Linked DNA regions of Homo sapiens: region 2 is linked to region 1. A link is a loop called in an ENCODE intact Hi-C map of the cell type or tissue named here. Cell type or tissue: chondrocyte. All regions are shown on one strand. Links, peaks and the distances in the headings refer to the core of each region. The heading gives the core; the rest is flanking DNA.

The links. Hi-C counts contacts between places; a loop is a spot of excess contacts. Peaks named below come from ENCODE experiments on the same cell type or tissue, not always from the same donor. Only the 100,000 strongest peaks of a DNase experiment are listed, where the experiment ranks them.
Region 2: it touches region 1 in a loop (3-fold over the local background); 5 of 110 quality-filtered maps call a loop at or near these places.

Annotation. Positions count from the first base shown.
Region 1 is chr6:6,722,365-6,727,278 of GRCh38, reverse strand. All of the region lies in intron 2 of LOC101928004 (a long non-coding RNA gene), which reads left to right. LOC101928047 (a long non-coding RNA gene) reads right to left here. Exons shown (of 6, transcript XR_001743949.2): 5 at 1,979-2,498. Among named protein-coding and RNA genes, the nearest start is that of LY86-AS1, 100 kb to the right of the region's middle. RefSeq lists enhancers at 2,427-2,486, 1,803-2,496. In chondrocyte, for the core only: a CTCF peak has its summit at 2,590 (motif pointing left); no DNase peak of the experiment used is centred there.
Region 2 is chr6:7,139,643-7,142,142 of GRCh38, reverse strand. All of the region lies in intron 1 of RREB1 (ras responsive element binding protein 1), which reads right to left. Among named protein-coding and RNA genes, the nearest start is that of RREB1, 33 kb to the right of the region's middle. RefSeq lists enhancers at 641-770, 1,241-1,768 and a silencer at 851-1,230. In chondrocyte, for the core only: no CTCF peak of the experiment used is centred there; a DNase peak (open chromatin) is centred at 1,004.

The DNA of each region.
Region 1 (4,914 bases), core at 1,430-3,929:
CAGAGGTTGCGGTGAGCCGAGATCACACCACTGCGCTCCAGCCTGGGCAACAGAGCAAGATTCCATCTCAAAAAAAAAAAAAGTGCAGGGAAAAAAGGATGTGATAACAGTATTCAGATAATGAGGAAGAGAAATCAGACATTAGGCTGCAAGGCAGAGGACTAAGTTCACTGGAGTTAGGCTTCATTTTCAACAGAGACGCACTTCACAGTAGCCGAAGTTGTCCAATGATGGATGGGCTGCTTCATGAGGAAGTATGTCTCACTTTGAAAAAGTTTGAATATTTGGTGCAATGTTTCCAAAGAGATTCAAACGTTGGATATGTTCTTAAACAAGACGGCAATCATAACCATTTATGGTTGATACTAATGCTAAAACAATAGGAATAACATTAATTGGGCACTTACTATTGATATGTGGTGCTCAGTGTTTTCTGTACATTATCTTATTTAAACCTTTACCGTAACACTGGGGTAGTTACATTACTACCATCTTAGGGGTGAAGAGTGAAGCCTTTTTGGTGAGTGCAAGTAAAAATCTGACAGGTCGAGAGACCTGATAATTGCATTATGGACATTGGAGGGATAGAGTAGAATGGCATGGTTTTTTTCCATTATGGCTGCAAACAAGGGCAGGTGCTTTCTGCACTTTGTATAGGAATGGCACAGCTGCAAGGCAGACAAGAGGGCCCCCAAAGGAATCTAACAGAGCTGTCAACTAGGTGGAATTAGTCTACCAGAAAAGATATTGTATAAATATTCATGCAATATAATTTTTGTCCAGCTTATTAGTTCTTTGGGATAATTTACTAGGAAAATTTCATGAAAACTACCTGTCAGTTTGACTTTGGAATTACTGTACCCATGATTTTTTCTGATGCCTATAGGATTAGAGAGGACTGACTCAGTCCCTCATGATTCCCTGGATCAACAGCCAGTATTACTTCTTACTATTTGACAATTTCAACAGAAAGATTGAGTTGTTTTATATCTTATCCAGCTTTTAAATGGTTGTCAGTGGGAAATGTAGTCCAAATACCTAGCCTAATGCTATTGGAAACTGGAAGCACTATCAGTGAAGTTCCCCATTCAGTTATAGGCGCACTCTATGCTAGACTGAGTGATATTTCTATGGTTAGTACGCCCCCGGGGTTAGAGGCTCCCTGGTCTTTGTCAACTGAAACCGCTGAATTGAACAAGGAAGGAGAAAGAGGAGTTCCAGAGGCAGATCAGATGCTGATGACCAAGAGTACGGAACTTGGCCACTCACGGGGCCTGCCAAGGTCCTAGCACGTAGTGTGCAGAGGGCAGGATCTGAAAATGAAGTGTTTGTGAATGGTGTGCAACAAACAGTAACCACTTCCTAAAGAATAGTCAGGCACAGTGACAGATTGGACAACAGCGAGAAGGGACTGGCTAAGGACTGGCCGCCTGGGTTCCGAGGCCAGAGTGGGGGAAAGGAAATGCAATGAGAAGGGGGATGGGGAGAAGGCAGTGAGAACCCCACCACCCCAGCTCTGGGCTTGTGAGCAGGTGGTGAGACCTCAGGGCTGGGGTTTGGTCACCTGTCACCCCTCACCTCTGCTAGACGCTTCAATCTGCCCAGGCCCTTTGGGGGCAAAGGTCTTCCAATGAGATGGTATCATGAATTCAGGCCTGTCCCGAGGAGCTTGCACGGAGAAATGAATAGTAAGATTACACAAGCCTCCTCCCTCCCTGCCTCTGGTGACCCAGATGGAGGGGGAGGCCCACCGTGCTGCCCCAGGCTTTTTCCAGCACGAAGGAGTTCTTCCTTGGGGTGGAACCCCTTGGTGAATTAGGAAGAGATGTGCGGTGGGAAGAAGAGAATGGTGCAGTGGGAGGAGGGGCAGAGGCCAATCCTGAACGCCCCAGGGGCCCTTTGCAATGCAGAGCGGTCCTGGCAGGGGACGCCCAAGTGGCGCTCGAGTTGGTCCCAGGGAGGGATGCCACGTTCTTACCTCTAGCAAGGCCTGGGTACGAGCTGGGGTTGTGACACGTGTGTGTTCAGAGCCAAGCGGCTGGTCCCTGAATTGGGTCACCTCAGACGGGCAACGGTTGATCTATCCCGATTGCTGAGATGAGATTTCGTCCTTCCTTGTAAAACCCAGCTGTGCCCCCCGGCTTCTGCCAGCACCAAGGCACTCCTTTGTCCTAGCGTTCCAGGAGGCTGAAGAGCTGAGTAACCCAAAGGGCATGGCGCCCAAGCCGCCTCAGCGCGCTGTCTGCGAATGGGCTCTAGGCGCTGGGTCGGGCTGCTGGGCCCGGCTGCTGGGCCCCAGGGGCTCTAAGGGGACAGGATGTGTTGGGACCTTCACTTATCTTCCTAGCACGTGCGGGGGCTGCAGCCCAACTTCCCCAAGAGCGGTGTCTCCCTGGCACAGCTTTGGAGTTGGAGGGATCGCCCCCTCCCCTGCCTGTCTTTCTAACTTGTTTTTCTGCTGACGCTGGAGCCACGGTACTTTTGCTTTTTGAAACACCCTGTAATTGGAAGAAGAAAAAAAAAAGACGAGTCTGCTCAGTGTTATGAGACAGGCACGTGCTGCCCTCTAATGGCTCCTGCCTTGTGGGTTTCCAGGCTCCCCGGGGAAGGGGCGCCCCAGGCCTGCCTTCCTGGAGGGTCTGCGGAGGGTTTCCTTCCTCCGGGTAAGCGGGCCCCTTTCCCTGCAGCCTGCTCAAGCGTCGGGGAAAGATGTCCGAAGACAGGTAGCTTTGTGTGGCTGGCTGTGAGAGGAGAACGGTCCTACATTCCACTCCAGACCAGGAGCGTTTCTTGGAGCCATGTACCCTACCAGCTTAGGAAGGAGTTGCTCATCCTCCCTCGCAGTCCCTCTGTGTCTACAAAGGAAAGCACAGCGCATGGCAAAGGCCGGTCAGCAGGCTCGTGCACGCAAACAGGCTTCCTTTTCCTGTCCTGCTGGCCAGAGGGGATGCGGGGGATGGGGTAAAATGCTGCTGATACCCCCCTCAGACTTTCCACTGGCAGCCTCCGGAACCTACTCAAAAGCCGAACACAAACCTCTTGAAAAAAAACATCAGAGTTAATGTTTGCAGAAACTGAAGACATTGGTTGGACATAGTCCAGTTCTGTTTAGAGGGGAAACTAGGATTTAATCAAGGAACAAAGTTCATAGGTGTGGGAGGAAAACCTGGGAAACGTTCTGTTTTGGTAGCTGGAAAGCTTGTCTCCAGAAGTGAAGGAAAGAAGCTGAAAGAGGAACTTGTATTTTCCTCCAGCGAGCTCAGATCCTGGCAAAGGGAGAGCGTGATGCTGGTGCGAGCTCTGTGGCTCGGTGGGAAACAGTGCAAAAGTTAGTGTTCCCAAGTTTAGAACGTTTTATGTAGTAAGGGTTCTTGGAAAAGTGCAAACAAAGCAGAGTGGTCCTTCTTGAGCTTTTCCTAAGTTGGGAGTTACTGGTCACAGAGCTTAATGAGGCAGTTCCTGTGGGAGCGGCTGCTCGGGGTGGCAGACCACTGCTAAATTCTGCCCCCGGAAGGGTGATGGAGGCAGAAAGTGGAGAAGGCTGGGTTGAAATCTGACTGAATGAGCCTCATTTTCACAGGAGGGTTAGACAAGAAGTCCCTTTCCTGGCTGGCCACTTCTTGTAGAAATGGAGAAGCATTTTTATTTTTTACCTTATTTAGATCTTCAGTTACAAAAGGCTGTCATTAGGAAATGAGTCTTTCCCCATCCCTTCCCTGCTCAACTGTAGAGGATGAAAGTTTTTTTTTTTCCTTCTCTCTTTTCTGATAATCCTGAGCAAATTCTGAAGAAACACAATTTTTTTTTTTAAAGTGTTCTCTCTTTCAACAGAACTGGCCTGAACTTTTGGCCTAGTCTCTCTCCATAAGCCTGATGGTGCTCATCCAGCCCCAGATCGTGTGAGCAGCTCTCTAAGGCTATAGGAGCCCCGGGCATGTCCTCTTCAGGCCCTGTGGGAACCCTGGCTCCCACATTGTAAGGGATTGTCAGGAAAAAGGGTCAAGCTGGCTGTTAGTGCTGGCTTCAAGGGGACAGAGCTGGGTCTGAAATATGTGTATTTTCTATCTTGAGTTTTGTTTTATGAGCACCCCTGCAACCCACAGCTTACAGATGCCACAAGGTGCCTTTGGGAGATGTTTTTCCAGTCTTGTTCAGCAGGGAGCCCCTTTCCCCTAACCAAGCATTTCACACAAAGCCAGTCCCAAGTCTGGAGACCTCAGTATTTCCCCAAAGCTGGATTCCTGCTGAGCTGCACACATCTGCTCCCTAGTTGGTTCTATTTGGGTAAAATCAAAAGTAAACAGAGGGCCCTGGGCTTATATGTGATGTTTAAAACAAAAGGATGTAACCAGAGGGCCTCTACTTTGAATCCCTGACATTCCATGATTCGCTGCTAATGTTCTTCTAGCAGTGGCTGGAGGAAGCCGGCAAGATCTGAATGCCGTGGGGTCCTGGGGAAAATGGTACCCAACAGTAGGACTTCAGCTCAGCAGAAAGTAGACGAGGCTCTGAATATACCCTACCCCGTGCAATAGGCAGCCCACCAAATTCAGGTAACCCTTGCATTGTGGCTTTGCCCCCCACCTCTTTTTTTTTTTTTTTTTTTTTTTTTTTTTTTGAGATCGGGTGTTGCTCTGTCACCCAGGCTGGAGTGCAGTGGCGTGATCACAGCTCAATATTGCCTGGACTGCCTGAGCTGAAGTGATTCTCCCACCTCAGCCTCCCGTGTAGCTGGGACCATAGGTGCATTGCCACACCCAGCTAATTTTCAAAAAATTATTTGTAGTGAAGTCTCATTTTGTTGCCCAAACTGGTCTCCAACTCCCGGGCTCAAGCAATCCTCCCACCCTGGCCTCTCAAAGTACTGAGATTACAAGCGTGAGCCACCACACCCGGCCAGCTTTGCCACTTTTA
Region 2 (2,500 bases), core at 1-2,500, 420 kb before region 1:
CCCAAGTTCAAGCGATTCTCCTGCCTCAACCTCCTGAGTAGCTGGGATCACAGGCGCACGCCACCACGCCCAGCTAATTTTTGTATTTTTTTTAGTACAGACGGGGTTTCACCATGTTGGCCAGGCTGGTCTCGAACTCCTGACCTCAGATGATCCGCCTGCCTGGGCCTCCCAAATTGCTGGAATTACGAGCGTGAGCCTATGGGCGAGGGCCACCGCTCCCGGCCCAGAAAACGGCTCCTTTTAGAAAGGAGAGGCAATTATCCAGCCCTCTGCGGAAAGGGCCAGAAAGGCCCTGCTTCCTGGCCCGGCCACCCGGCTGCCCGTTCTCCTGGGCTCTGTCCTACACACGCCCCGCTCCTTCCAGGTTCACTTTGCCGCAGGCAAGTGTCTGCACCCCTCCTCCTCGTCAAAAAAGGCTTAAAGGAGCATTTTCTAGATACGTGGTTTTTCTTTTAAACAAAAGTTTTTGGAGCTACCCATCATGAAATACCCTGCTACATGTTTTTATTCTGAAATAGCCATCGGGGAAGCCAAATGTTTCAATGGGGACTTATTTGGGGAAATAATTACATAATGCGAGTGGGCATGCTCATGTCTATGCAAATCTTGTGAAAATTTAAAAGTGGTCACAGGCTAAATGCCCTCTAGCCAAAAAAGGCGGGGGGGCGGGCACGGGTTCGCTCCAAGCACACTCATCTTCTAATCTTTCCCTAAGAGGAATTTATTATTTTTAAGGAGCTGAGTTGCTAAAGGCATCTCTGAAGAGCTCCGGTTGTTCATTAGGTTGTGTCCCCAGCGGCCGTGCCCTTCGCAACTGAGGAAAGTGCGGCAAGATCCGCTGGAAGACGCGGCTCTACTCACGGGGGAACGCCAGCGCGAACGAACACCGAGCCCCGCCCCGCCCGGCCCCCGCCAGCCCGCCAGCCAATCGGCGCCCGCCGCCCTGACTGATGGCCTCGCTACCCGCTCACCGGACACCCACCGCGGGAGCCCTGGGGGCGGCCCGAGGGGGCCCCTGCGGCCGTGGAGCCCTGACGCGGGCAGTCGGCTGCCCGGTCCCAGCCTGAGGAGGGCACAGACAGACCCTCGAGGCCCTGGGAGGGCCGCCGGCCGCCTTCAGCTGTGCGAACACAACTCTACTCAGACCGTGTTCCCGAGGCACAATGGCTGCCCGCCTCTGAGGGAAGGCACCCGCAGTTTTCCCCTCGCCCCTCCCCAGAAACAGAACAGGGTGAAAAGGCCGTCCGGGGCGGGGCACGGGTCACCCACGCTGGCGCTCGGGGGCCAGCGCGCGCGAGCCACCACACGAAGCCTGGCGCGTGCAAGCCCACCTGCGAGCAGGACCAAGTCCACTTTCAAGTTTAGGGACACCACCCTAAGGAACAACTCTTGTTCTATCTTCGCAACTTTCCACTTCAGCCTTAGTCATGGGGCAGATCCCGAACCCGCTGTCCAGCTAAGGAGTAAAAGGCGAGGACCAGCGGCTTCAAACCTATTGGATCGGAGGGGCAGGAGGAGAATAATTTTTGTCAGTAATTTCTCAAATGTTCGTGTCCTTTTCTCTAAAAATAAGTACAGATCACATTCCTGTTTTCGAAAATGATAGGCAAAAGTTGGGGAACATTACATGATATCCAAAACACGTTTATTCTATATCTGTGTTTCAGATTTCATCTTTTAGCACTTGGTTTACGAGTTACTGTGCTAACTCCAGAAACGAAATAGATTATCAGAAGGCAATCCTGAAAAATCTTTGAGAAAAAGGATATCCCTATAAAATTCAAAGGAGTCTTAAGAATCACCACGATAAGTGTTGCATTACGTCTTTGATAGGGCCTTGAGAATCTTTCATCCTAGAAGGCAGCCCTGAATAAAACTTTTTTTAATTGAAAGAAAAAAAAACCATGTTTTAAAGTCACTTGCCTTGCCAATCAGCATCTGAACAAATGTTTTAGCTTCAGTACATACAAAAGCTGGCAAAGACGCCGTGTGGCAGGCCCACATAAAGAGATTTAAAGTGTGAAGCCTGATGGTCTTTCCCCTAAATTCTCAATAATTAAAAAAAATTCAAAATCCATGTGACCTTGGACTCTCTCATTTTCATCTGTCTCTTGCAGTACACTCTCTTTGCTAACCATTCAGCACACTGCAAGCTCTGATAAAAGTAGTTAATGTTTACTGAAACCTGCGCATGAACTGTACTAAACCTGATAGGAATGAAAAAGGCAAAGTTCTGTTAACAGCATCTATGTACAATAAAAAGGGTGGGTGGGGGAAAGGACCAAGAAGGAATTTTTTTTCTAGTCTGAATCTAAAAGTTCTGACTGATAAAATATAAATTTCCAAAGTCTAATGGAGTCAATATATATCACCAATTAAAAGATACTTTTAATCTAATCTTTTTGGAAAATTTTGAACACAAATATACCTGAATGATTTTACAGATTTTGTTTTTACAGAACTTAAATCTGTTTATATTTCATATTCTCATACTTTT